3 separate regions of the Homo sapiens genome follow, and regions 1 and 3 are each linked to region 2. A link is a loop called in an ENCODE intact Hi-C map of the cell type or tissue named here. Cell type or tissue: OCI-LY7. All regions are shown on one strand. Each heading gives the region's core, and the rest is flanking DNA. Links, peaks and the distances in the headings are about the cores only. Region 1 has its middle 66 kb from the start of SLC8A1-AS1. Region 2 holds the start of SLC8A1-AS1 (SLC8A1 antisense RNA 1). Region 3 overlaps SLC8A1-AS1 (SLC8A1 antisense RNA 1).

Evidence for each region. A loop is a pair of places that touch in the nucleus more often than their neighbours do. Peaks named below come from ENCODE experiments on the same cell type or tissue, not always from the same donor. Only the 100,000 strongest peaks of a DNase experiment are listed, where the experiment ranks them.
Region 1: a loop joins it to region 2, with 3 times the contacts of the local background. A loop is called at or near these places in 2 of 110 quality-filtered maps.
Region 3: a loop joins it to region 2, with 4 times the contacts of the local background. A loop is called at or near these places in 3 of 110 quality-filtered maps.

The regions. Positions count from the first base shown.
Region 1 is chr2:39,846,092-39,856,380 of GRCh38, reverse strand. No RefSeq gene overlaps it. Among named protein-coding and RNA genes, the nearest start is that of SLC8A1-AS1, 66 kb to the left of the region's middle. In OCI-LY7, for the core only: CTCF peaks have their summits at 4,175 and 4,376; DNase peaks (open chromatin) are centred at 4,470 and 6,180; H3K4me3 peaks cover 1,822 bases; H3K27ac peaks cover 3,100 bases.
Region 2 is chr2:39,915,193-39,925,481 of GRCh38, reverse strand. It overlaps SLC8A1-AS1 (SLC8A1 antisense RNA 1), which reads right to left and starts at 7,848. Exons shown (of 5, transcript NR_038441.1): 1 at 7,823-7,848; 2 at 2,593-2,633. RefSeq lists an enhancer at 4,322-4,981. In OCI-LY7, for the core only: CTCF peaks have their summits at 3,444 (motif pointing right) and 5,057; DNase peaks (open chromatin) are centred at 3,501, 4,781, 5,071 and 5,451; H3K4me3 peaks cover 2,653 bases; H3K27ac peaks cover 3,721 bases.
Region 3 is chr2:40,023,245-40,033,533 of GRCh38, reverse strand. The region is part of intron 2 of SLC8A1-AS1 (SLC8A1 antisense RNA 1); the gene reads right to left. Among named protein-coding and RNA genes, the nearest start is that of SLC8A1-AS1, 110 kb to the right of the region's middle. In OCI-LY7, for the core only: no CTCF peak of the experiment used is centred there; a DNase peak (open chromatin) is centred at 4,273; H3K4me3 peaks cover 1,342 bases; H3K27ac peaks cover 2,347 bases.

The sequences.
Region 1 (10,289 bases), core at 1,128-9,127, 69 kb after region 2:
TGCTCCCTCTGGCCAATTCAGTATTGAGACCTTTAACCATCTAAACATTATTTTTCTAACCATGTCCATCTTGATGTTCATAAAATGTATTTTGTCTTTTTTATTTTGTCTTGCCGTTTTGTTCAGAAGTCATGATTTAGTAGACAAAATTCTGCTCTGCTAAGCTATATTTATAGCCAGCTCACTTCGTCGCCCTCCTTTCTATTCTAAAGCCGTAGTTTAACAAAAAGGATAAATGAACATAAAGCCTGGGCCACCTTTACCCTTCTCCTTTATTTTCCTGCTAGAGATTCAAATCTCCAAAGAAAATGATAGATGACTCACCCCAGGTGACTTAGCAGATGTACACAAGCTCTAGATGAGTAGAACAAGCTACAAGACCTACAAAATACATTGAAAATTAGTTTGAAAATTGCTCTCCAAGCAACTCTACCTATACACCTTTGTTTGGGATTGAGAGATATTACTTTAACTTAGAGTTGTGCATAAATTATTCTTTAGATTATCAGTATTCCTTGAAACATTTATCAGAATTGTACAAAAATGACTTTCTTACTCTAAGTTTGGGATGCTATAAGTCAAATAAAGCTAAACAGGTTTTTCTACTGCAGAATTTCTCAATATTCTAGGGTGTATTGTGGATCTGCAAGGGAGGAGTATGTAGCAATTAACTTTCCCCAGCTTATTTTACCCCACTTTTGGAGATCAGTCATTAACATCATGATGAACTACTGTAGCAGTCTTCCCTGTGAAAACAATTTGGTAAATGCTGACATAACTCCTAACTAAACTACAGCTTGGTTAGTAAGAAGGAGGACCTTTTTCAAGCAAGGTCACTGAAGAAGATGGTTTAGGACCTAGCAGGCCTTTTTGTTAAACTATATTCCTCTCATTATTTCTCTATATTGAAATACTGTTGCACTGTAGTTCTCATTAAAGCTTAATTTCTTACAGCACAGTATTCCCAGCAAAACCTAAGCTATCTGCTTATGACATTGCCCTGAAAGCTGTAAATAATAAGGTATATCCTGATGGTGGCTTAATTCTAACCGCATAAAGCTGAGGTTAGCCAGACACTGCAACTAGAAAGAAACCTAGTTTGGAGTCTTTATACTTTTATATATTTTATTTCATTCCATTTTATCTTGTTTGATTTTTAAGTCACTTAAATGATATTCAAAGTTTAAAAAGAGAATAAACTACAATTATATCCTCCTGGGCACCTACTTTACCTTATATTTGCCTTCCCCAATCTTCCCCTGATCTTTTTTTTTTTTTTCCCCCTTAACAGAAAATAGTTCTGCCTGGTTTGTTGTGTTTCCTTCCCCTTTCTGGATACGATTATTAATCAATTGCGCATTGTTGAGGCACTTATCACTTGAACCAGCTTGTTGTAGAATTTTTGCAAACCTATTTCCCATCTCCAACACATTGCAGGAGACGTGGATGATGAGTTTCTGAGCAGGTACACGCTGCAGCTTCTTCTGACAATGTAACCACTGAAAATGTGTTTAAGAAGCAATCACATGGCCTAGGAGCAGCTATGGGGTCTCTCATGATCATCAGAGAAGCCTGGTGGCATACCGGAAAGAAATGGATGACAGAATAATGTTATAGGTTACTAAAATATTTCATGTTCAGCTGAATTTTTTAAAACCATTTTCATGCCTGTTTTTTTTTTACTACCAGTGGTGAAAATAGAAATGGCTTCCTCTAAGAAAGTTAAAATATTTTTGTAAAGGGATTGTTCACTTGCAGAACTAGTAAGACTTAAAATTGCATCCATATGCATTTCTCCTATCTCTTCTTATTTCCCAGTATGTACCCCCTTCTAACAAAGGATGAAAAGAAAAATCTGAATGTGATCATTCAGACGTAATTTGACCACTTTATTCCCTATGACTACTAATCTCACTCCGAGGAATTTATTCTGGAAAAACAGTTTAACAAAAATCAAGTACTATATGCATCGAGAACCTACCATAATATTTATAGTAGAAAAACTATATAACCTAAGTATTTAATAATAGGGAAATGTTAAGTAATTTATCTAAAACATGAAATTAGCAGTTTTAAGATATAGGTATAGAAATATTGTATATATTTAGTGAAAAGGCAAAATACAAAATTTTTAGACTCTGAAAAAATATATAACTATATGGTTACACTGGGAAATGTGAATCCACACACCGGGGAACTCTTATCTTACGAATATTACATCATTTCAGGTAATAGGGGTCTATTGCTATTCCTTACAAAGATGTGTGTAGCACAGAAACCATCTCAGCATCCTCACATTTCCTTTGGGTGCTACTTAGGGTTGCATTTAGCAAATAAAAATGCAGTATACCAGTTAAATTTCAGATTAAAAAAATAATTATTTAGGATGACTCGTAGAAAATATACTTTAGTACAATAGTTTAATTTTAGTATAATACATGTGCAATACTTGGGATATACACCCCCACAAAATCTATTTTTTATCTGAAATTAAAATTTAACTGGGTATCCAAGACAACAAGTCTAATGGGGAACTGGAAACAGAGGGCTTGGGAAGAAAAGACGATTTAAACTCTAGTGAGCCGTCATCTTCTCATTTATGTCCCAACAGATAGAAAACTTGGCTTGTCACTATGAATATGGAGTTCCCCATATTTGGTAGGATTTCCCACAGATTCTCCAAGGACCAGCTCATCCTAGGATGCCTTTGACTTAGACAGCAAGTCTTGGTGTGGCTAGACATGGCCCGTTTAAAACAAATGGTTTCATCTTACAAACATGGTGCAAACCACAGAGATTATATGCAGAAAGAAAAATTTGAACTGCTTTTCTCAGATGAGGAGTATCAGGTGTTTAGACTCTTTGGACTCCTCTCCATGGCAAAACTTCAAAAGGGAAAAATAAAGATGAAATATAAGCTGAGCATGGTGGCATGTGCCTGTAGTCATACCTACTCCAGACACTGAGGCAGGAGGATCCCTTGAACCCAGAAGTTCAAGGCCAACCTGGGCAACACAGCAAGACCCTGTTTCTTTAAAAAAAAAAAAGATATGTATGTGTGTGTGTGTGTGTGTGTACATATACATGTACATATATATATATTACACACACACACATATAAATGTTTCATGTTATGTCAACCTCAAAAATTAGTGTACCTATATGTAGACAAGCTTTCTGTAGCTATACTTTTAGGACATTGCTCCAGGAGGCAGAATGGTTTGGAGAAATAGGATTATAAGAATAACATCTGAATTTAATATAAATATTGGTATCCCTTCAAATTCCAAATATTTCCTCATTAACCACAAGAGTCTTCTAGACATGAGCGTTTTTAATGAGGGGATGTCATAAAAATCTCCTCAAAAGTGTAGAAGACAACTTAGAGAGCAGCCAGTAAAATGCTTCATTTTACATATCAAAATGGAGGTACTGACAGGTTAGATAAGTCATTCAAAGTCACATCTATTTCATGGCTTCCCTTTAGGATGAATAACTGAAATTTTCCAAATTTCATTTTTCCTAACAATGCAGAAAGATGACTGCAGACTAACCACTGACAGCAGCAGGCTGATTTACTATGACTAGAAGGTTATTGGAAAGTAAAAGGCAAAAGACTAGAGAAACATAAGTAATTCCTGATATTTTGTTTTTAGCAAAACTCAAAGATAAATTCAAGAATTATGATTAATAAGTATGTGTTGATTTCACCTGAGAATACAAATAATATTTGATTGTAAATTACACTGATTTCCATTTTACAAGTCAATAACCTTTTGGTATGGCAGCCTTCTACTTTCCATCAGGTGAGCGTGTGTTGATGGAGGTAGAGAGAAATGTGGTTTTTCATAGAAATAACCCATCAAACAAATTATCAAAAACAAATCCCGTATTATTTTTTGCTTCCACAGACAACAGAGCTAAACAACTCTCTTGGAGAAATTGGAAGCTTAAAAATTTTTAAATGGTGGATAGTGACAATATGTTATGTTGTGGCCTTTTGTACTAGCTTGACTATATATCAAAAGCTAGGCTAAGACCAAGAACCTAAACTAATAAAACTTGCACACAAAATCGTAATCCATTATCAGATAAAATGAAAAAGTAGTGTTTCCATAGCAGTTTAAAAGAGTGTTGGAAATTGTTAACAAGAACTAGTTTCTTTCCTGGCACCAGAATGTTGCAGAACAAAATGCAACTGCTGTTCCTTCATTCGAGATAAACCTACAGATATAGAAGTGGGGGAGATGGACTCATAAAACACTTGCATAGAATTTAGTTACCTTTAGTCTCTTCTTTTCAAGGGAAGGGTGGCATCTTGTGGCACCAACACAACTTGCTGCAATAAGCTTACTTTCCCTGTTGAGCAAAACAGTTTGGAAAATAGCATCTGGTTCTTGGCAACTATGCATATTTTTACATGTCTTTTCCCCCTGGGGCCAGCCCCTCTGCTGCCCTTTGGTGGCTGCAGTAGCCCTCAGAAGAGAGAAAGCAGTGGGTGGGAAGCTGCTTGGTTTAGTAAACACAATCTGACAGCCAGACCACAAAAACGAGCTGCTTCCTGCACAGCTGGCTCTCACTTCTCCCCGTCTCTATTCCACTGTGGGTGCAGGGGAGAGGGAACCCTGATTTTCAGTTTTCCTGAGATTTTTCTCTTCTTGCTTCTTTAGCCTAGCAGATTAACCCTTCCTGTAATTATGGTCTCAGGCACTTTGCTTCTTAAAACACGTGGCCTATTTCTAAGATAGAAAAGAGTAGCTGTGGGTTTAGAGCAATTCCATGTTTGAGTTTTAAATACAATGCAGGGAAGAGCAAAGCCCTGCACATTTGGAGCCATGAGGGAAGCCAAAATAGACCAAAAATGTTTATTGCATACCAAACAAAGGCAAGAATTCTGACACCGTAATAACTGTGGTGGAGGTTTCATTAGACTGTAAATCTTTGGCTTCACAGAACATCCAGCTTGGAGGGGAGTGGCATTTTTTTCTTCTTGTCAGACATACAAGACAAAGGTCGGCATTTTTTCTTCATACTGAAATCATGCCCCCGAGTATGGCAGACGCGCATTATCTGCGCAGTAATCCGTGCATTCAGCTCTTTGTTAACCTGTCCGATCACAACTTACTGCTTTTGAAGCAACATCAAAAGGCTTGCAAAGATATTTTAAACCATCTTTATTAGTGCCAGTCATTTCTAATTTCTCCCCACTGTCCTTTATAAAAATATCTTTGGTGCTCAACTTGTTTCACCAAGCAGATCATTTTAATATACATACACAGTATGTGTGGACATTATTGCCCCATGTCATGAAATTTAATGTCAACATAGTGTTCTCTATATTGATGTATCTTTTTTTAAGAAGTCCCACCCTAATTTTTAAGCAGTTAGATAGTTCTCTCTGTAAATACCACTGTGTAAATCTTTGTGTACATTCTGACTATTTTCTTAGGAAAAATTTCCTAAAAGTTACATTTCTAGGTTAAACAATATTAATATTTTACACATTTTTCAAACATATTGCCGAATTGACTATCTAAAGGACTATGCCAATTTACATTCTTTTGAGCAATGCTTCCACACACCAGCTGAAGTTTTATCACTTTTAAAAATTTTGTTACTTTGATAGATGAAAACCAGTGTCTCATTACTTAAAGATGAATTGGTATGATTTCTAGTGCATAGAACATTTATACATTCTTACTCTGTAAAAATTTCATCTCCTGTTTTGTTCAAGCCCTTTGCTCATTTTTCTATTAGATTGTTTATATTTATATTACCTATATTACATTTATATTTATATTACATATTTTTTATTATATAAAATACAATGTTTTGTATTATCTTTGGATGTTTTTTAAAAACTCAACCATCATAAAAGCAGAAACTATTCTAACCTGCTCTTCTTGCCATCTTTCAATCGCAGGAAATGGTATTTTCAGTCTTCCCTTTCTACAGGCCAAAAACACTGGTGTCATTGTTCTGTCCTATATCCACTACACTATTGACACAAACTTCAGAACGTGTCTAGACTCTGGCTGGTCCTTACTACCTGTACCCAAGATAGCAATATTTGTCTAAGTCATTATTTCCTCTTGCCTGGTCAGCACGCCTACACCTGTGTTATAAAATAAATAAATGATCAAGTGCAGTGGCTCATGTCTGTAAGACCAACACTTTGGAAGACCCAGGCAAAAGGATGCCTTGAGCCCAGGAGTTCAAGACCAACCTAAGCAACATAGTGAGACTGTGTCTCTATAAAAAATAAGCAAATTTGCCAGATGTGGTATTACATGCCTGTAGTCCAACTACTCAGGGTAGCGTGAAGGGGGTGCTGAGATGGGAGGATCACTTGAGCCTGGGAGGTCAAGGCTGCAGTCAGCTGTAATCTTGCTACTGCACACCAGCCTGGGCCACAGAGCAAGACCTTGTTCAAAAAAACAAAAATAAAATGTAAAAATAATTGCATGTTATCAAAGGTATGGGAATATTATACTTTATTTAATTACTTTATTTTTTATTAAATTCTTTCCAGTTTCCCAATATTAAAAATAAATAGCATTAAAGTTAAAAGGTCACAGAAAAACAAATACTTTATGAATCCACTTATATGAGGTAACTAGAAAAGTCAAATTCATAGAGAAAGTGCAAGAATCAAGAGTTGACTTTTGATTCTGTTAATTCTGAGATATCTAGCTGACATCTAGAGTTGCACATGATCATTTAAAAGCATTCATTTCAACTCACTGTCTCATGCCTTGAGGCTAGATCATTAAGTTTTTAAAAAGGATTCATTTTTAACTGGCTCGCTTAAAACAATTTTAACATTAAAAAAAATGAACACCATATGTAAATAAAATCTTTTGGCCCAATTCTGCATTTTAATATGGTAGCTATTATACAATGCAACCACCTGTGAAAAATGAGTCAACCATAGTTTAGTAAGACTCTGGTACAGTGAAACAATTTATAATGTAAAACAGAATTATCTCATTTGGTGATTATCAAAATTGCAAGCTGAATAAAATGAGAAGTTCCATCTGTTACTATCTACCTTTCACCCCTGCAAGAAGGAAACATAAAATGGAAGGGAGTTATATGCTGCTCCAAGTGGTTGCATAGAATGAAAGTTCCCATTTGGCAGGAACTATGTGTTATTCATTTTTGTATCACCCACAGTGGCTTGTGCAGTAGGCGTCTAATTAACATTTGTGGAATTTAATCAAAGTCTATTTAGCTGTAAAGAAAAATGTCATGGTCATTATTCAATACATTTACACAAGCATTTCTTATGGAATGTTAAAAACAAAAAACAGCTTAACTTCTGGCAGCTCTAAGTATCCACAACACAGATGGTAACAGAGAAAATAAGTGAAAAAGGATTAACTGCCATAAAAACACTTGTACTTTAGTATTTAAGAGAGGCTAGTGGTTACCTTTAGGCCAGAGAATGGCTTAGAATTATAGGTAAATGAAAATTAATTGGTTTAATAACTTAAGACAGTAAATTAAAAGTAACAGGTACAACTACTTTAACTGAAACATACTGATAAATGATCATTACAAATGATGAAAAGAAAGCAGTATTGCCAGTTGTTAATATAAAGTAAATAATCTAAATGAAGTATTCACTGCTGGTAGCACTTTTCTCTTACAGCAAAATGTCATAATTGATGTGTGTAATGATTAAAACAAGATTCAATTCCATAAAAATGGCAATAGCTAGCATGTAATTAGATGCTACAGGGATTCAAAAAGGAGTAAGACACAAACACAGCCACCAGCAGCCTAGACGTCCAAAAGAGAAGATAAGAGGTGGCTCACACCTGTAATCCCAGCAGTTTGGGAGGCCGAGGCAGGTGGATCACGAGGTCAGGAGTTTGAGACCAGCCTGGCCAGGATGGTGAAACCCCAACTCTACTAAAAATACAAAAAATTAGCCAGGCATGGTGGCTCGCACCTGTAATCCCAGCTACTTGGGAGGCTGAGGCAGGAGAATTGCTTGAACCCGGGAGGCAGAGGTTGCAGTGAGCCGAGATCATGCCACTGCACTCCAGCCTGGGTGACAGAGCAAGACTCCGTCTCACAAAAAAAAAAAAAAAAAAAAAAAAGAAAGAAAGAAAGAAAGAAAAAGAAAAGCATATGACTATAAGTAAAGGCAGACTATGAAGTTTACCCAGCATCAGGTATACAAAGGAAAGACAAATAAGAAAGGCGTGGTTCATGGAAGAAGTTCAATGTTTTTCCAGGTAAAGAAGAAAGATCAGAAAACTTTACCAGGTGAGGCAGTGCGTAGCAATCAGTAGGGGATTCATGAGAGATGTAAATGAGAAGAGAGTTTGGAGCCACGTTACACACATATTAAGATGAAGATTTTTTAACTTAGTAAGGGCGGACCTTTGAGAGTCATAGAAGGAGTTTGAGCAGGAAAATATTTCATAAGAGAATTTTGGTAATGAGAAGCTCTAACAACATTGTGTAGACCTTACTACTCAACATGTGCTTCCCAGGCCAGCAGCATCAACATACAATAGCATTAGCTTGTTAGAATACAGACTCTCAGCACCCCCGCTCCACACCCATAGGATCAGAATTGCATGTTGACAAGATCCCCAGGTAATATGTAGCACATTAAAGTTGGAGAAGGACGGTTATAGAAAAGCCTGGTGGGGAAACATTATGGACATTGAAAACCAATCAACAAGTCATTGCAATAATATAATTGAGAGGTTATGAAAAGCAGAAAATCACTACTGCCATGCCCCACTTATGCATCAATATCTCTCAGATAAGAACAAGGTGCATCTTAACTCAGTCACCACTGACTGTGATATTTATTAGACTTCTGGCTCTTTCTTTTTTTAAGCCCTAGACTGAATCCCTAATTTTACTCAATTTCATCATCTCCCTTTCCACCATGTGTTGAGATCCCAGCTTCCCCTAAACCAAATTTGTGAAGGTTCTCTGTCGTATATTGTATGATAACAAAATCCTCTACCTGCAGCTAGGAAAATGGTGTTAAAAAACATGAAAAAGCCCTAAATCACTGCTCTCAGCTGAGTCCCAGATATCCTAGAAGTCAAAGTCTCTTCTTAAGGATTTTATTTTGTTGAAAGCACTGTGATGCATTTTAAGTTACTTTTCTCATAAATAGAATACTTTACAAAGTGTTATACTTTATAAGCTCTCATGCCTAGGAGGTGCTCACTGTGCCTATCTCCCAACACAGAAATTTTCCTAAATGTAACCTTTCCCACTGTCCATCTGCTAGGTGTGCCTTCCCAGGCATCCCACTGTTCCCACCTGACAAACTCCAAATCATCCTTCAGCATCTCTTCTGGGTGATCCCCAAATCCCTCTCCTCCCGCTACACAACTGGCTGAGCTGCTTCTGCTTTCCTATCCTGGTCAGAGAGAACCAAAGCTTCCCCTCGGGTAGATGATCCACTATAGAGTTATTCCATGGTTCCTAGAATAAGCTTCATGCTACAGATCATAATCTAGAACACTAAATATAGCTAGAGGTTCACATTAATAGAAAGAGAAAAAGAAAGAAAGGAAAAGAAAAAAACAACAAATATTTTTAATGTATTTGCAATTTTTTCAACATTAATACCTGGCCATTTTTTTTAATTTGAAAACGAAGTTGGTTGGCGAGATAGCCTTCAATACTCTATGATTAAAACATAACATAATGGCTGGAATTTACTAAGTTTTCAATGTCTTATAGCCCACTCCTTTTATGCCTTAGTAAAAAAAAATAATATTTCATTTTCAAGAGGCTTTTCTCTAATGCTAGTTTCACTATGTGCACTTTGTAATAATTTCATATTCTATTGAATTTCAGGCAGCTGCTTAAATTGCAACATAAATCTCACCAGAGGATGCAAAGTTATCCTCAGAAATACTTTCATTTTCAAACCAACATCTTACTGTATTGGAATACTAGACTCAGAGCTTTAATAAACAATGTGCATTTTTGCAATAAACCCATTGCTAGAGGTATGAAATAGATTTTCAAGTTTGAACTCCCAATTATTGTAACTCCAAGCTATAATATTAAAAATAAACTGACCTTTAAGAACAAATTTTTGAACTAATGACCTATAGCAAAAGTCATGCCTTTGGTGTAACTGATATAATCTGTATCTTTGTCCCAAAAAATCTACTTTACATATGCCAATAATTATGAAACACCTGAGTGCTGAATGATCGTTTTTGCTGCTGAATTGATCACAACCCACTGCCACGGTGGGGTTGTTGAGAGGTTCAGAAGATACCTCTCGAAGCCTG
Region 2 (10,289 bases), core at 770-8,769:
TATTCACTCCTGAATTATGCGAGATTTGAGACATCAACAGTCCAGCCTGTGTTGGGCTGCATCAGACTCAGGCCACATAAGGTCAAGTGAGACCTGCACATGTTTCCAGTCATGACAGGTCTCAGTTTCCACTCTCATCAGCCACTGCTGAAACATACACATGGATTTATCCAGAGCAAGAGCACGAATACATGGCTATAAGGAAGTCCAAATCTATGCATAGGAAACAAGTCTGTTCTCAAAGAAACAATCCTCTGAGATGCAATTCTGTCTGCTCTAAAGACAGACTTAAATTATAACATCAAACAGTTTAGCAATTTGGGATCAAGAAATCTCAACCCTTTTAAAGTCCAAACAGGGAACTCTGCTCTGGGTTCAACTAAAAGACCAAGGGATGGAGGATAACAGCCCCAGAATAAAGGATGATGACACTCTGTTTAAGGAGCTATTTTTCCAACTTCTACCTACTCTGTTGTTAAGAGAGTATCTCATAAGACTGTGATGTGTAACCAATTTATTATTTGTGATTTTGAAAAATATTGTGGCAGTAACTATAAATATGTTACACATTTATCTTTTAGAAATAAAAAATCCTCAACATCTAACATGTGTGAAAGGGCTTTGACAAGCATTAAGTATTGCCTCCACTCCTCTAAGGAGGTCAGCCTTGGGAAAGCTAAAGACAAAATAATTTGGATACAATGCAACTTGAAATAAGCCTAAGACCTTACATGCCAGATACAGAGTAGGAAGGTGCTCAACTTCTTTCATGTCCCAAATTATATCCTTAGTCGAAAACTCATTGCCACATATCCCTGGCCAGAGGTCTTTGCAGCAATTCATCTTTCTGAGCCCTCTTAACTACTTTAAAGTTCTTTGGTGCTAGAAAGTCACTAGTAGATCAGTTGCTATTCAAACTGTTTATATCTAAACTGTATCTAAAGTCTTCTTACAGAAATTTTATTTAGAAAAAGTGAATTTTCCATATGTCTTAAAATCAACCTTGGACTTCCAATTAAACATCACAGCTTGAACATACATTTATCTTCACTTCTTCCCAGCCCCACTAAAATTGCTGTGAACTAATTTTTTCAAAAGGCTTTATCTACAATGGCAGGCCAAATTCCTCAGGCTCACAAGTTCCTTGGAGGTATCAGACACCTTTAAGGGCATGGGAATTTAGTGAAAATCCACATGCTGAATATGCAGCCTCTAGTTCTTTTCCTCAAGTTAACTCACAGAAGGCAAAGCTGCCAGACATGTGCTCCACAGCCAGTAGCTTGGACAATTCTAAGAAAAATTACAACTCAAGAGAAAAACCTAAATATATTGACATTTTGCATTCTCCCCTCTGCAATGAAATGTCCAGGTCACAATCACAAAAGTCAGCAAAATCTCACCCTCAGATGAGACTTTCCTAACAGTTTTTCAATGCCCTACTCTCAGAATGAATAGGCAAGGATCACCAGATGTTTGAGAAATGCTTCTAAAATGAAGAGAGAGACCAAAACAGAGTGGGGATGGGGGCAGGATACAAAAAGAAGGCAGAGCTAATTGAGGGAAGAGAAGAATACTTGCAGAGCTCTATTATTATGCTCCAAGAGATAAGAAAATATTTTTAAAAACAATAGAATGCTTTTGAAAAATAAAAAGGAACAGCATGGAACAAGAAACAGGTTGTGACAATTAAAAATCTATGTTAAAATTCATTATGCAAGAGAAGACAGAAGTTGAGCAGATCTCCCAAGGAGACAGGTAGCAGTGGTTGCTTTGGGGTGCAAGGCACTGAAATGCTGCCACACGAGCTGCTCCCACTAGAGCTGTGTCACAGCTGGCACAGCCCCAGAATGGAGCTTCCTGAGCACCATACAAATTAAGCCCATCCTGAACAGTCTGAGGCAGACAAGGACTTTCGAGCTTTTGTTCCTACCTCCTTCCTCACACAGGACCAAAACATTCTAATCAATGTGGCAATTTATTGTACTAGACAGATGGTTGAAATGCAGCATGCCAGTATCTCAATATTCAATTCAGTGTTTATAGATACTTCCGTAAAGAAAGGGAAAGAGGCCCTTCAGAAATGCCCCATCTCCTGTGCCACATGTGCTACAAAGCAAAGGGGCAGGGGCATTTCTCCCCCACTTCCACCCCCCCCACATTTCCTGCTTCCACAGTCAGCTCCAAAAGAAGATTAAAACATAGGAAAATATGAGCCTTTGTCACCCATCACTGTTGAAAAATGACCACTTTAGTCATGAAGGAGTTTGCTCTGATAAGGAAATACACTGCCTGGAAAATGTAATGTTTCATATTCATGCATCTGTGCTCTTGCAAATGCTTTTTTGGCTCCATTATATTTTGTATGATTAATTTTCCAGTAGACTTACGAAGGAATAAAAATCCTTTAAAAAGTTTAACTTGTTTTTTCTGAATAACTTCTGACACCAAATGCTGAAGTTATACCTTAGTTTTCAGTAGGAAGAAAAATGTTATTTTCATTAGCTGGGCATTTTCAGTTGGACATGGTCTTTTTCAATATACCTATATACTTTTCAAATATATTTAGCAAAGCACATATTGAATATACATTACAATATGCTGAGTCGTCATTCCTCTTTTGTCTTCGTAAACTTCTGTGGAGAAAGAATACAGTAAAATTTAGGATCCTTGTTCTCCAGCCCATAGTGTACACAGCAGGATACTAGAGAGCCATCAGAGCACAATTTCGAAAATGTAAGCAGGAAAGTTCTACAGAAGAATGTCATGACACTGAGCTGGGCTTGCTGTCCGTTCTCAGAATACATTATCCCTCTTTTCAGAATTTAATTCAGGTTCGTGGGAAGTGGTAGAAACCATAGAGTCCTATGTTGAATGAAGAACAAGGAAGATGTATACAATAGATGCCAATCCAAACATATAAGGGGGTACCATATTAGTTTTGCACAGTAAGTGTTAAAGAACAAAAAAAAAACTAAAATATAGCTTATTCTCACACACCCTTGACCCACTCTTCCCCTACCCCCAAACACAAGCAAAATTTGATTATGTTAAGATGGAGCCTTAAAAAGCTCCCAGGTGATACCAATAATCAGCTAGGGGAGCACTTCTCTCAGGGATCTTTTAAGTCCCTTCTAGGACTTCAGTAAGTAGAAGATATGGTCTGTGCCCTCCAGAAGCTTGAAATATAATTAGAAAGTTAAAACAGAACAGGGTAATAGAAGAAGGCCCTAAGATAAGTATTGCAGAATTTTCAGAATGTGAAGAAGTAGGAAAGATGGAAGAAGCCATTCTGGAAAAAGACAGGAGAAGAGCATGAGGGGGCAGGGTATGTGGGGGTGCAATGAGTGGACAAGCAGCAGGCCCGGCAAACATGCAAAAAAGATTGGCTACCAGCAGTGCCAGCCTAGTCCTGAGCCAATAATTCTCCCTTCTGGGGTGTTTTCATTCAGATTTGTCTATCTTAAAGTGTCCTGAAGGTGGAAGAAGAGAGTATCAATTAACAGTCATGTGAGGCCTGTCTTCAATTCAGCCTCTTCTATAAAGCCTTCCCAGACCAGACCAAACCAAACTTACCTCTTTCTTCCTCTGAAGTCATGTAGAGCTAAACTGAGTACTTAATCCAACTCCCTCATATTACAGAGCGTAATCCTGAGAGATTCATTTGTTTACCCAATGTCACAGAGGTAGGAGAAGAGCCAAGAGAAGTAGATCTCTGCTCTCCCACTGACAGCCCAATGTTCCCTGCATTATTTCACCTTTTCTTCTTGTGGAAAGTGCATGTCAGTTCTTAATATCTCAACCCATGATTTTAAATTTTCATCATCATCCGTAGTCTAGTACAGTGTCAAACATAAGGAGTGCCCAACAAATACTTGTGAAGTTGAAGCAATAGCCCATAACTCCACCAATTTAAGAAAAGATTAAAATTTACCAATTCAAAAAACTAAGTAAATTGCAACTTAAATCCAAGAGTCCAATACCAAGACACATCACACTTAAATTTCTGAAGTTAGAGACAAAAAAATCTTGAAAGCAGCAAGAGAAAAATAACACCTTAATTCTAGGAAAAAGGAAATGTCAATGACAGCAGATTTTTCATCAGAAACCATGGAGGCTAAAAGTAAGTGATGAAAGAAAAGAATTTAACCCAGAATTCCATACCCAGAAAAAAGATTCTTTAAGAATGAAGGGGAAAAAATCAACATACTCTCAGATGAAAACAAGTAAAGGAGTTTTGTTGTTTATACCAGCAGATATACTCTAAAATAATAGCAAAAGGAAGTTCTCTAAACAAAAAGGAAACAGAGACCCTTGGACGTTAGGAAATACAATGTAAAGGGAGGGGCTTCAAGATGGATTACTAGAGACATCTCACCTCCTCCATAAAAAACCAAAATGAGTAGATATTCACACTTTAAATGGATCATCTAAGAGAGGGCACTGGAATTTAATAGAGAAGTGACAGCAAACACCTAAAATAAGGAAGGAGAGAGGAGCCCAGAGAGGCTGCCCAGTGCAGGGAAAGGTAAGTGAAAGATCCCCAAAAGGTCCACATTCCCACCACAGACTCCTGCGATCTCAGTGACAGGAGAGCCCTTGACCTTCCAGGCCCTGAGATTAACTTAGGGAGCTCCAAGGAGACAGCACAAAGTTTTTCTCCAGAAACAAAGCTGAGGCTGGATCCCACACCTGCCCCAGACCTAAGGAGCTTAAGCAGAATACTATTTTGAGAGCCCAACCCCCACCCACCTGCATCCTGCCCCGGGGCTCAACAGCCCTTGCATCTCCACATCTTTGGGGCCCCCTGACATCCTCCACCCGCAGCCTTACTAGCTGCTGCCATCAGGCCTGAAGCATGAGCCACAGGCAGCAATCCATCACTCCTGGCAGTGGGGCTGACACACATTTGCACACACCCTGAGGACAGATTCTTACCTACAGCCACCACCGTTGCTGGCTGCTGCCACTGGGCTGAAAAGCAAGCCGTGGGCAACAACCCTGCCAGCCCCAGCAATGGTGCTGCTGTGCGTTTACATATGAACTGAGGACAAGCTCCCACACCCACAGCCCCACCTGTGGCCAAAACACAAGCTCCTCAACTGCCTGCCTACAGCTGCTGCCACTGACAGCAACCTCACTTTCCCATCAGCAGGGCTGCAGCCACTTGCATGCACACTGGGACAGGCTTCCCCATCCACCACTGCCACTATCACCTGAGCACTACACTGGGGGGTTGGCGATCACCCAGCTCTGCCCGCCACAGCCCTTGCCCATATGCGCCACTGGGAGCCCCAAAGACAGACCCATCCAGCCTGGCTCCATGCCCCCTAGTGCTCAAGCATGCTGTTCAGTGGACTGGGGATTGCCCCACCCCATCCACTACTGTTGGCACCTGAGTACTCTTAACAAGGGCCTAAGGATAGACCCACCCAGCCTGCGGCTATCATCACAGCTGGAACCCACCTGTATGCACCACCTGTGGGCCTGGGGACTGGCCCACCCAGCACATCACAGCCCCCACCAACACCAGTACAGACAGCTGGGGAGGCAGAGGGTTTTCCTGCCACTACTACTGCCATCACTCATACCATGCCTGCTGTCCAGGGTCCCAAGGGCCCACCAGCCTGCCTGGCCCCTTGCTGCTGCTGCTGCTGTCTTCACCTGAGTAAGCCATCTGGAGGCCCAAGAATCAGCCTACCTGGAACCACTTGGTGCTGGCACGTGCACTGCCCTGTTGCCCAAGGACAGGCATGTTCCACCTACTACTGTCATCACTGCAGATGAGGACTGACACAGCTGGTGTCTTCATCCCCAGCAAATCTTCACCACAGCCTCTACTAATGACTGCACCCTAAACCACTAAGGAAATCAGACACCACTGACACTGTTTACAAGCAAAGAAATTATACAGAGACTAGACCATTGCATGCACCCAGAATCAAAGCCAAAGTGCCCTAACCAACCAACACCATAGATACATCTTCAGGAGAAGTCCTCCCAAGAAAGCAAATCCAAAAAATTAGAAGAAGCCGCTGTTACTCCAGATGCACCAGATATCAATGTGAGGACACAAAAATCATAAGAAAATATGACACCTCCAAAGAAATACAATAATTATCTAGCAACAGATTACAATGAAAAAAACTTACAAAAATCCTGGAAAAATAATTCAAGATAATTAAAGAAGCTCAATGAGATACAAGAGAACACAGGTAAATAATACAAAGAAATCAGAAAAACAGTTTAGGATATGAATGAGAAATTTACCAAAGAGATATCATAAAAAATAATCAAACAGAAATTCTGGAAATGAATAATTCAATGACCTAACAGACATTTATAGAACATTTCATCCAACAGCTGCAGAATACACATTCTTCTTACCAACACATGGAACATTCTCCAGGATAGACCATATGTTAGGCCACAAAACAAGCCTCAACAAATTTTTAAAAATGGAAGTCACATCAAGTATCTTTTCAGACCACAATGGAATAAAGCTAAAAGCAATAACAAGAGAAACTTTGGAAACTGCAAATACATGAAAATTAAACAACATGCTCCAGTATGACCACTGGATCAATGAAGAAATTGAGCAAATCAAAAAATATCTTGAAATACAGTATACCAAGACCTATGGGATATAGATGGAAGTACACAGCACTAAATGCCTACATCAAAAAAGTAGAAAGATTTCAAATATGCCATCTAACAATGCACTTCAAGGAACTAAAAGAGAAAGAAAAACCAAACACACAAGTAGAAGGAAATAAATTTTAAAATTAGAACAGAACTAAACAAAAGAGACCAAAAACAATATAAAAAAATCAATAAAATGAAAAGTTGGTTTTTTGACAAGATAAACAAAATCAATAGCTAGACCAACCAAGGAAAAAACTAGAGAAAACCCAAACAATCAGAAATGAAAAAGGAAACATTACAATTGGTACTACAGAAACAACAAAGATCAGAGACAATTATAAACAACTATATGCCAACAAAGGTGGAAAACCTAGAGGAAATGAACAAATTTTTGGACACATACAACCTACCAAGATTGAATCAGGAATAGAATACCTATACAGAGTAAGGAGCAAAGAGTTTGAATCAGTAGCAAAGTCTCCCAACACAGAAAAGCCCAGGACTAGATGGCTTCACTGCCAAATTCTACCCAACTTGCAAACAACACCAATTCTTCTCAAACTATCTTAAATTGAGAAGGAGGGAATTCTTCCCAACTCATTCTACAAGGCCAGCATTATCCTGATACCAAAACCAGACAAAGACACAACAACAACAAAGAAAACTACAGACCAATATCCCTGATAAGCATAGATACAAAATTCCTCAAAAAAATACTAGCAAACCAAATCCAACAGCACATCAAAAAGATGAAACACCACAATCAGGTAAGATTTATCCCAGGGATGCAAAGATGGTTCAACACGCACAAATCAATAAATGTGATACATCACATCAACAGAATGAAGGACAAAAACCATATGCTCTTCTCAATAGATTTTTAAAAAGCATCTGATAAAATTCAGCATTTCCTCATGATAAAACCTCTCAACAAAGTAGGCACAGAAGAGAACTTACCTCAACATAACAAAGGCTGTATATGACAAACCCACAGTAAACATGATATTGAGTGGGGAAAAGCTGACATTCTTTCCCCTAAGAACTAGAAAGAGTTCCTAGGGGAAAGAGTTTCACTTTCACCACTAGAATTTTACTTAATGTATTAGTGCATTCTCACACTGCTATAAAGAACTGCCTGAGACTGGGTAATTTATAAAGAAAAGAGGTTTAATTGACTCACAGTTCTGCATTGCTGGGGAGGCCTCAGGAAACTTAACAATCATGGCATAAGGAAAAGGAGAAGCACACAACTTTGTAGGGAGGAAGGTCAGAGTGAGCACAAGCAGGGGAAATGCCAGATGCTTATGAAACCATCAGATCTCATGAGAACTCACTATCATGAGAATAGCATGGAGGAAGCTGCCCCCAAGATCCCATTACCTCTACCTGGTCCTGCGCTTGACATGTAGGGATTATGGAGATTACAATTCCAGGTGAGATTTGGGTGGGAACATACAGCCAAACCATATCACATAATATTAGAAGTCCTAGCCAGACCAATCAGGTAAGAGAAATAAAAGGCATTCAAATTGGAACAGAGGAAGTCAAGTTGCTCTCTTTGCAAATAACTTAATCTTATATCTAGAAAAAACTAAAAACTCCATTAAAAACCCTCAATTTGATATATACATTCAGTGAAGTTGCAAGAAACAAAATCAACATGCAAAAATCATAGCATTTCTATACATGATTAGTGACCTAGCTGATGAAGCAATCAAGAAAACAATCCCATTTACAACAGCTATAGAAGTAAAATATAATACCTACGAATCGATTTAACCAAAAAGGTGAAAGACTTCTATAAGGAAAAGTACAAAACACTGATGAAAAAAGTTGAACACAAATAAATGGAAAGACATCCCATGCTCATGCGTCAGAAGAATATTGTTAAAATAACCATACTACCAAAAGCAATCTACAGATCCAATGCAATCCCTATCAAAATACTAATGTCATTTTTCACAGAAATAGAAAAAACAATCCAAAAATTTATATGGAAGCTGAAAAGAGCCAGAATAGCCAAAGCAATCCTGAGTAGAAAGAACAAAGCTGGAGGCATCACACCACCTGACTTCAAAATATGTTACAAGACTCTAGTAACCAAAATTGCATGGTACTAGTATAAAAACAGACACATAGGCCAGTGGAAAGAAACAGAGGCCCCATACATAAATTCACATAGTTACAACAAACTGATTTTTTTTTATAAAGGTGCCAAGAACATATTGGGAAAAGGACACTCTCTTCAATAAATACTGCTGGGAAAACTGAATATCAACATGCAGAAGAATGAAACCCGATCCCTATCTCACCATATGTAAAAATCAAGTGAAGATGGATTAAAGGTAAATGTAAAACCCAAAACTATAAATCTATTAGAAGAAAACATAGTGGGACCAGGTGCAGTGGCTCATGCCTGTAATCCCAGTACTTTGGGAGGCCAAGGCAGGAGGATCACCTGAGTTCAGGAGTTCAAGACCAGCCTGGCCAACATGCCGAAACCATCTCTACTAAAAATTCAAAAAAAAATTAGCCAGGCATGGTGGCATGCATCTGTAATCCCACCTACTCAGGAGGCTGAGGCAAGAGAATAGCTTGAACCCAGTAGGTGGAGGTTGCAGTGAGCGGAGATTCCATCACTGCCCTCCAGCCTGGGCTACAGAGTGAGACTCCAGCTCAAAAAAAAAACAAAAACAAAGCAAGAAAGCAACCAAGGAAGGAAGGAAGGAGGAGAGGAAATAAGGAAGGAAAACATGGTAACATTGGTCTAGGTTAAGATTTTATTATGGCTCAGACCTCAAAAGCACAGGGAACAGAAACAAAATAGACAAGTGGGACTTTATTAAATTGAAAAGCAGCTCAGCACTTTGGGAGGTTGAGGAGGGAGGATCACTTGAACCCAGGAGTTGGAGGCTGCAGTGAACTACATTCATGCGACTGCACTCCAGCCTGGGTAACAGAGCAAGACTGTCTCTAAAAAATAAATAAACTGGAAAACTTCTGCATACACTAGAAATCAATAGAGTGAACAGACATCTGTTGAATGGGAGAAAATATTTGCAAATTATTCATCTGACAAGGGACTTAGTAATCAGTAGACATTAAAGTAAACTCAACAGCAAAACAAATAATCTCATAAAAAAGTGAGTAAATGTCATAGACATTTCTCAAAAGAAGACATACAACAGGTAAATGGGTCAACAGGTATATGAAAAAATACTCAACATCACTAATCATCAGGTAGATGAAATCAAAACCACAATGAAATATCATCTTACCCCAGTTAGAAGTACTATTAGAAACAAGGCAAAAAAAATAGCAGTTGCCGGTGAAGATGTGGAGAAAAGGGAACTCTTAGACACTATTAGTAGGAACGTAAATTAGTACAGCCACTATAAAAAAAAAATGAAGATTTCTCCAAAAAAGTAAAAATGGAACTATCTTATGATCCAGCAATACCACTACTGGCTATTTAGCCAAAGGAAAGGAAATCATTATTTCAAAGGGATACCTGTGGCCCCCGTGTTTATTGCAGCACCATTCACAATAGCAAAGCTATGAAATCAACTTAAGTATTATCAGATGAATGGATAAAGAAAATGTGGTATATATATATACACAATGGAGTACCACTGGGCCATTAGAAA
Region 3 (10,289 bases), core at 797-8,796, 110 kb before region 2:
CCCGCATTAGACATGCTATTAAATGCCTGTAGAATTCAATTAGATTTTAGTTTGCCATAGCTATAATGGAAACCTGAATGCTCTCTTAAATGAGGCAGACCAGCATAGATTCAAAACCAGGCCCCTGAATTACTATTTGCACCACAAGCAGAGTGTGCACCTTAAAAGGCATTGCGTAGTGATCTACTTTATAACTTACCATGATACCCAGGAGTACAGATGGTCAAAGTCAGTGTTACAAGTTTACAAATCAGTTCAAGTGGGCACCATTTTAGTGCTGGTAGATGGCACACATTAAGAGACACTTTGCTTCACTTGCCCATTCCCTCTAGAATACTCATATCCTTTGCCACCAGCATTATCTCCACAATGGTTAGTCAACCTCAGAGAGTATGTAGTGGCTCATTAACATTCTCTCAATATGAGCTGTCTATGAGCTATCGTTTCCACAATTTCCTGGTACAAAGAGAATTTATGTTCATAATGATGAAGCTGAAGCTCTGATTGCATGATCCCCAAGGTACTTTGTGCTTTTATCAAAGAAAAATTGTTTGTTCATTGTAGTGTCTATCTGTGGACAAATACCTTTCAGTTAAACAGAATATTTTTAGTAACAGTGAACCCCAAATGTGTCACACAGTCTGAAATACCTAGGACTTTATCTCTGATGTTACTAAAGACATCAACTACCACACCTGGCACTGGTAGCAGCACCATCCCTTTGCCCCATGCCTAGTGTGTAGCTCAAGTCTTTGGGCTTGACATCCTGAACCCAAGGAAAGAGGCTGAGTGGAGGAGAGTGGAGTTCATCATAGCTTAGACTGTAAAGTCAGACACAAGTCTGAAACGTTGGTTTTCACATTTCAACTAGCTCATTACAGCCTAGTAGGTACCGGACCAATAAAAATAAGGATGATTTCCACAGCCTTTTTAAATACTCAGAAAAGAGTCTTAAGCACTTGATGGGACTTAAAAATCCCAGAAAGTGATTCTCATCCCTCACAGAATATGAAGTATGGCTTTAATTTAGGACTGGTCCCACCAAAGTTAAAAATCAGCAAAGTTCTCCTCTCTTCTGGTGCTGTCAGTTTCCCCACTCAGCCACCTTTTCAATTTTCTCTAAAGTGTTCAGGACCCAAACAAGGCAAAAAATATAAATATAGGATTCTGTTCCACAAACCCTTGCTTCATCTCCCACCTAATGGGTTCATATATCTTTGGACGTATGTTCTGGTTTCTCTTCCTTCCTCTTCCTCCTCCCGCCTCTACCTTCTCTTAGTATTACTCTCTGTCTCTACTCCTAGGATATAGATGCAAAAGAAAAGAGATTTAAGGTGATTGTTTTTTTGAGAGAGAATCTTGCTCTGTCACCCACACTGGAGTACGGTGGCACAAAACACAGCTCACTTCAGCCTTGACCTCCTAGTCTCAAACAATCCTCCCACCTCAGCCTCCCAAGTAAGTAGATGGGACCATAAACATAAGCCACCACATCTGACCTTTTTTTTTTTTTTTTTTTTTTGGGAGACAGGTATTGCCATGTTGCCCAGGCTGATCTCAAATCACTGGGTTCCAAAGTGCTGGGATTACAGATGTGAGCCACTGTGCCTCTCCAAGGTGGGTTTTTGTGTGTGTGTGTGTGTTTTTAACTTACACTTAATGATGAACCTACTTATTATGTGCTAGGCACCATTTAAGATATTTTCATATGTAATGCCTTAGTGTCTCTATTTACTTTGAAATTCATTTCTCCTTCCTACAAACTTTGTGCTATTTTCTCTAACCAAAATTATTAAGAGGAAGGTAGTCAACTAGTAAGATTCCCCTGTACAAGTAGCTGGTTTTAAGTCAAATGCAAAAGCAGGTCTGAACTCAAAAGAATGACAAATGTATACAAGTACAACATCCTTCATTAGGGACAAGAAATAGTTAAGAGAAAAGTACGACTGTAGATACAATTTGCACCCAGATAGAGATGAGGCAGAGTGGCTAAAATTTTTGGATTTGGAGTTAGGTTGCCTGGGTCCTTGACTCATTGCTTAAACTTTCTAAGCCTTGGTTTCTTATCGATTAAAGGAACACACAATAATCTTAAGCCATAGGATTGGCGTAAGTATTAAATGAGAAATGCATGTAAAACACTTAGCACAGTCCTAAGACATAATAAATGACTCATAAAATAAGCTGATTCTGAGCACAGATTTCTTTCTCCTAACACTCATTCTCTTCTTAATTTTTTATTTTGTTTTTAAACATAATAATTGTACATAGGTATGGGGAACAGTGGGATGTTTTGATAAATGTATACATTGTGTAAAATATCAAAGCAGGGTATTTAGCATACCCATCCACTCGTACGATTCTTTTCTTGTATTCATTTATTTGTGGTAAGAACATTCAAAATACTCTCATCTAGCTAGTTTGAAATATACAATATTGTTAACCATAGTCACTGTATTGTGCAATAAAACACCAGAACTTATTTTTCTTTTCTAACTTTACTTTGTACCTGTTGACCAGTCTCACCCTATATTCCTCATCCCCCTATTCTCCCCACCCGTCTCTGGTAACAACTATTCTATTCTCTACTTCCATGAGATCAACTTCTTTAGATTCCACATATGAATGAGATCATGTGGTATTCATCTTTTTGTGCCTGGTTTATTCCACTTAACATAATGTCCTCAAGGTTCATCCATGTTGCTGCAAATGACGATGCTTTATTCTTTTTAGTGGTTGAATAGTATTCCACTGTGTACATATACCACATTTTCTTTACCCACTCATCTGTTGAACACTTAGGTTGATTCCTTATCTTGGCTATTATGAATAGAGCTGCAATAAACATAGGAATGCAAATAGCTCTTCAACATGCTAATTTCATTTTCTTTGGATATGTGCCCAGTAGTGGGATTGCTGGATCATGAGGTAGTTCTACTTTTAATTTTTGAGGGCCCTCCATGCTATTTACAAGATGTACAAATTTATATTTCTAACAGTGTATGAGTTTTCCTTTCTACACATCTATACTAGCATATGTAATTTTTTCTCTTTTTAATAACATTCTAAACAAGGTGACATTGACAGCTTATTGTGATTTCAATTTGCATTTTCCTGATGCTTAGTGGTGTTGAGACTTTTTTCATATACCCATTAATCATTTGTGTCTTCTTCGGGGATATGTCTAGTCAAATTTTTTGCTTTTTTTATTGGATACTTTTTCTATTGGGCTGTTATACATTCTGGATATTAGCTCCTTGTCCGATGTATAGTTAACAGATATTTTGGCCTATTCTGTATGTTGTCTTTTCACTCTGTTTATTGTTTCCTTTGCTGTGCTGAAGATTTTCAGTCTGATATAATCTTATTTGTCTATTTTTGCTTTTGTTGCTTGTGCTTTGGGGTCTTATCCAAAATATTCTTGCCCAGACCAATCTCATAAATCTTTGTTCAATGCAGTTTATATTTAAAATTAATAGCCTTCCTCATTTCTTTCTGATTTGCTTATGTTCTCTGTGTTTTATCAATTAGAATCCCAGTTATTCTGGGAAACAAGAACTGATTCACCATGGGTGATAACACTTTCACTGATGGAAATTACACTAACAACAGTAGCCACTCTCAAACTTTAACTAGAACGGTCTACAAAAACACTAACTGGCTAGTTTTCTCCAGTTAGTAGCACCTTGATTATACACCGCCTGCCTTGCTCACCCTCGCTCTCAACATGGTATTTAGGAATCAATACTCTCTAGCTGCCTAGTTCAGTTAAGCCAGACTGAAATGCTGTCCAGCTTAAGCAGAGTTTGAGAAATTACAGGGTAATGAAGAGTAGGGGAATTGCTAAAGCAACCAAGGACAATGAGAAGTCTGACATGATTCACACATAAAGATCAATGGTGAATGGAAAAAAAATAGATGTAGCTGGAGACAGGGAAGAAGAGCAAATTTCTGTGTTATTTTATATTTTGAGAACTATCTTCACAATCCCAAAGGAAGGAAGTGAAAGTTGCCAATGAGCATAAGATCAAATTTGAAGTTTATTTATTTGTTACTGATTCACTCAACAAATATTTATTGAGTGCCTACTGTATAACAGGTACTCTTTGAGAGTTGCAATATATTGCTGAACAAAACAAACAAACAAACAGAAACCTCTATAAATCTCTATCACCCAAGATGTGAAGTGGGCTGCCTGCTAGCATTTGACCAACTTAGCTTTTCTGTTCCAGACCTGTGGTTCTGAAAATAGCAAGTTTCATGAGTTTAAAAGAAGCCAAAGGATTTTCAATTCCTCTTTTGCTCATTTCTTAGCAGGAGGCTCTTGAAGGAGCCACATTTGTGCATAAAAAGACATTACAAGCACCAGGGGAAGGAAACATGTAGAGAAGTGGGATAAAGAACTTTTATAAATTAGAAGGTACACAAAGCCAAGCCATCAAAACCAGAAAATGTGCTGATAATATCAAGTGAAAGAAGCAGAGAACCAAGCCCTTTGAAACAATTTCTACTTGCTTAACATCTGTGCTAGAGTTACTAAAGCTGAAGAAATGAGGGTTAATTTACCGCTTTCTCCAAGCTAACTCAGTTAAACCAGTAAGCATCATGGAGCCAATGTGATACACCTGTTCAGATTTCCCTTAATGGCACTTGAAGGTATGCAAACAGCAGCCTCTCAGTCCATAGTTCTTACACATTTTTAAGTTAGAACCTAGAAACAGAAGGAGTACAAGTCTATCCTCTGAGTCTCCACAGAATTGAAGACAAAGATACATGTTGATAGTGGACTAATGACTAATTCTGAACATTTACAGGTTTTATTCAGGAAAGTCTACTAAAGAATTGAAAGATGACAGCACAAGCAGTTGTCAGAAGAATGAGGTTTAGTGAATATAGTTTACTTTTTCTTCTATTCATTACCATACAAAATAGTAACTGACGTCAGAAATTCTACTGCAACCAAATAATTTGAAAAATACCCAGTAACTTTTAACTTCCTCGCCTCTAGAGCATAGCTGTTATCTGCAGACTATACTAAATTTCATTAGCAATATTTAGCTCTTTAAAGCAATGATTATGGTTATATCCTTATGTTTACCCAGATGATTATTTGACTTGTCTGTTTCCCCCCACTAGACTATAAGTACCACAAAAGCAAAGTCATGTTTTTTGCTTATCACAGAATCACCAGCATCTAGCAGGTAGTAGGGCCTCAATAAATATTTAAGTGAATGAGCCTTCAACCTTTAAGAACATGGAATTGGTTCTATTCCAAACATAATACTATAGTATGCAATGCTTCTGTGAATAAAATCATGAGGAATTGGGAAGTAAGATTTGTGGTAATTCAAATTCCAGAAAAGGGCACACATAGATCCATGGAACCAGATGTACTGATGTCGGCTTCCTCAGCAGCTGTCAGGCTGATATTATCATTAGTCATAATCACTCTCCTCATCATTATTATTTGGATCTATTTCTGTGCTAAATGCTTTAAATACATTATTCTGAATCTTCAGTAATCCTTTTAGGTATGCATTATTACCCTCATTTTACACCTGAGGAGATTAAGGCTTCCAGAGTTCTTTTTATATATACTTTAAGTTCTAGGGTACATGTGCACAAAGTGCAGGTTTGTTACTTACATATACATGTACCATGTTGGTGTGCTGCACCCATTAACTCGTCATTTACATTAGGTGTATCTCCTAATGCTATCCCTCCCCCTTCCCCCCACCCCAGGTCAGGCCCCAGTGTGTGATGTTCCCCTGTGTCCAAGTGTTCTCATTGTTCAGCTCCCACCTATGAGTGAGAATATGTGGTGTTTGGTTTTTTGTCCTTGCCATAGTTTGCTCAGAATGATGGTATCCATGTCCCTACAAAGGACATGAACTCATCCTTTTTTATGGCTGCATAGTATTCCATGGTGTATATGTGTCACATTTTCTTAATCCAGTCTATCATTGATGGACATTTGGGGTGGTTCCAAGTCTTTGCTATTGTGAATAGTGCCGCAATAAACATGTGTGCATGTGTCTTTATGGCAGCATGATTTATATTCCTTTGGGTATATACCCAGTAATGGGATGGCTGGGTCAAATGATATTTCTAGTTCTAGATCCTTGAGAAATCACCACACTGTCTTCCACACTGGTTGAACTAGTTTACAGTCCCACCAACAGTGTAAAAGTGTTCCTATTTCTCCACATCCTCTCCAGCACCTGTTGTTTCCTGACTTTTTAATGATCACCATTCTAACTGGTGTGAGATGGTATCTCATTGTGGTTTTCATTTGCATTTCTCTGATGGCCAGTGATGATGAGCATTTTTCCACATGTCTGTTGGCTGCATAAACGTCTTCTTTTGAGAAGTGTCTGTTCATATCCTTCACCCACTTTGTGATGGGATTGTTTTTTTCCTGTAAATTTGTTTGAGTTCTTTGTAGATTCTGGATATTAGCCCTTTGTCAGATGAGTAGATTGCAAAAATCTTCTCCCATTTTGTACGTTGCCTGTTCACTCTGATGGTAGTTTCTTTTGCTGTGCAGAAGCTCTTTAGTTTAATTAGATCCCATTTGTCAATTTTGGCTTTTGCTGCCATTGCTTTTTGTGTTTTAGACATGAAGTCCTTGCCCATGCCTATGTCCTGAATGGTATTGCCTAGGTTTTCTTCTAGGGTTTTTCTGGTTTTAGGTCTAACATTTAAGTCTTTAATCCATCTTGAATTAATTTTTGTATAAGGTATAAGGAAGGGATCCAGTTTCAGCTTTCTACATAGGGCTAGCCAGTTTTCCCAGCACCATTTATGAAATAGGGAATCTTTTCCCCATTTCTTGTTTGTGTCAGGTTTGTCAAAGATCAGATGGTTGTAGATGTGTGGTATTATTTCGGAGGGCTCTGTTCCACTGGTCTATATCCCTGTTTTGGTACCAGTACCATGCTGTTTTGGTTACTGTAGCCTTGTACTATAGTTTGAAGTCAGGTAGCGTGATGCCTCCAGCTTTGTTCTTTTGGCTTAGGATTGACTTGGTGATGCGGGCTCTTTTTTGGTTCCATATGAACTTTAAAGTAGGTTTTCCAATTCTGTGAAGAAAGTCATTGGTAACTTGATGGGGATGGCATTGAATCTATAAATTACCTTGGGCAGTATGGCCATTTTCATGATATTGATTCTTCCTATCCATGAGCATGGAATGTTCTTCCATTTGTTTGTATCCTCTTATTTCGTTGAGCAGTGGTTTGTAGTTCTCCTTGAAGAGGTCCTTCACGTCCCTTGTAAGTTGGATTCCTAGGTATTTTATTCTCTTTGAAGCAACTGTGAATGGGAGTTCACTCATGATTTGGCTCTCTGTTTGTCTGTTGTTGGTGTATAAGAATGCTTGTGATTTTTGTACATTGATTTTGTATTCTGAGACTTTGCTGAAGTTGTTTATCAGCTTAAGGAGATTTTGGGCTGAGATGATGGGGTTTTCTAAATATACAATCACATAATCTGCAAACAGGGACAATTTGACTTCCTCTTTTCCTAATTGAATACGTTTTATTTCTTTCTCCTACCTTATTGCCCTGGCCAGAACTTCCAACACTATGTTGAATAGGAATGGTGAGAGAGGGCATCCCTGTCTTGTGCCAGTTTTCAAAGGGAATGCTTCCAGTTTTTGCCCATTCAGTATGATATTGGCTGTGGATTTGTCATAGATAGCTCTTATTATTTTGAGATACGTCCCATCAATACCTAATTTATTGAGAGTTTTTAGCATGAAGGGCCGTTGAATTTTGTCAAAGGACTTTTCTGCATCTATTGAGATAATCATGTGGTTTTTGTCTTTGGTTCTGTTTATATGCTGGATTACATTTATTGATTTGCGTATATTGAACCAGCCTTGCATCCCAGGGATGAAGCCCACTTGATCATGGTGGATAAGCTTTTTAATGTGCTGCTGGATTCGGTTTCCCAGCATTTTATGGAGGATTTTTGCATCAATGTTCATCAGGGATATTGGTCTAAAATTCTCTTTTTTGGTTTTGATGATGCTTTTTTGGTTTTGATTTTATGATGCTGGCCTCATAAAATGAGTTAGGGAGGATTCCCTCTTTTTCTATTGATTGGAATAGTTTCAGAAGGAATGGTACCAGCTCCTCCATGTACCTCTGGTAGAATTCGGCTGTGAATCCATCTTGTCCTGCACTTTTTTTGGTTGGTAGGCTATTAGTTATTGCCTCAATTTCAGAGCCTGTTATTGGTCTATTCAGGGATTCGACTTCTTCCAGTTTTAATCTTGAGAGGGTGTATGTGTCCAGGAATTTACCCATTTCTTCTAGATTTTCTAGTTTATTTGCATAGAGGTGTTTATAGTATTCTCTGATGGTAGTTTGTATTTCTGTGGGATCGGTGGTGATATCCCCTTCATCATTGTTTATTGCGTCTATTTGATTCTTCTCTCTTATTAGTCTTGCTAGCGGTCTATCAATTTTGGTCTTTTCAAAAAACCAGCTCCTGGATTTATTGATTTTTTGAAGGGTTTTTTATGTCTCTAACTCCTTTAGTTCTGCTCTGATCTTAGTTAGCTTTTGAATGTGTTTGCTAGCTTTTGAATGTGTTTGCTCTTGCTTTTCTAGTTCTTTTAATTGTGATGTTAGGGTGTCAATTTTGGATCTTTCCTGCTTTCTCTTGTGGGCATTTAGTGCTATAAATTTGCCTCTACACACTGCTTTGAATGTGTCCCAGAGATTCTGGTATGTTGTGTCTTTGTTCTCGTTGGTTTCAAAGAACATCTTTATTTCTGCCTTCATTTCGTTATGTACTCAGTAGTCATTCAGGAGCAGGTTGTTCAGTTTCCATGTAGTTGAGCGGTTTTGAGTGGGTTTCTTAATCCTGAGTTCTAGTTTGATTGCACTGTGGTCTGAGAGACAGTTTGTTATAATTTCTGTTCTTTTCCATTTGCTGAGAAGTGCTTTACTTCCAACTATGTGATCAGTTTTGGAATAAGTGTAATGTGGTGCTGAGAAGAATGTATATTCTGTTGATTTGGGGCAGAGAGTTCTATAGATGTCTATTAGGTCCGCTTGGTGCAGAGCTGAGTTCAATTCCTGGACATCCTTTTTAACTTTCTGTCTAGTTGATCTGTCTGATGTTGACCAACTCCTCGCCAGCAACGGAACAAAGCTAGATGGAGAATGACTTTGACAAGTTGAGAGAAAAAGCCTTCAGATGATCAAACTTCTCCGAGCTAAAGGAGGAATTTCAAACCCATCGCAAGGCTTCCAGAGTTCTTAAGCAGCAGAGACAAATTGAGCTCCAACTCTCCTCCAAGTATATATTCCACCTCTTCCCCTAAAACTGGTTCAGAAATCACAATTTCTTTGATATAAGACATCTGCTCAGAAATGTACCATCTTAGACTTCATGGCGCCAGAGTTTTGCCTCTCTGACTTGGTTTAACCCCACTGATGGCCATTGGATGCATCTTATTTTTTCAAAGAAAATGTTTCTTGCTGTGCTATACAGTATCAGTTTCTTGTAGAGTGCTGTTCTGACAGCTCTGACTACTCTAGGGAAAGAGTAGATGTGACAGATGGCCTTGGCACGAATACCCGAAGGCAAAATGTTAAAATAATTCCTTTCTTGACTTGAAGGATTGTTTTGAGAGCCCCCAGCAAAATTGGAGTTCCAGAACCCAAGTGACCAACAACCCTGCCCTAATAGCGATTTAAAGCAAGGGGTACATGGGTGCTTACCAAGTGCCTTTCACGGGATATTTGTTTTACCTGGTGGATGGCCTAATGCCTGGTTGTTCAATCTGTGACCCGGGGATCCCTCACATGGGAAACTTATTTATACAAGCATATGCTCTCATGGCTCTTCTCTGACCCATGTCCAGTTTATGCCTGCCTGACCATCACTCTGTCACTGGGAGCCTGACCTTGTATTTTCCCCAGCTTTGGAGAAAACCCATCCTGGGGCAGCTCCTAGTTCATTAGATGGAAGGTGCAAATTCAATACTCCACCACAGTAGAAAACATATTTAAATAATTTTTACTTACAGATCCTACGCATACCTCTGTCCCCAGGTCACATAAGTCAGTAATGACAAATAAAGCCAATAAAGAGAGCACGAGCGTGCGTGGCAACTAGCAGTATATAAAAGGGAATAAAGTGTGGGTCAGTTTAAGTTCTCAGGCAAATGACTAAATGACCTGTGTAAAGGAACCAAAGGGAGAAAGCAGGAGCCTAGTTAGCGAGGCAGGTGAAAGAGTCTCTAAGTTCTTATCTCTGACCATCTAAACCAT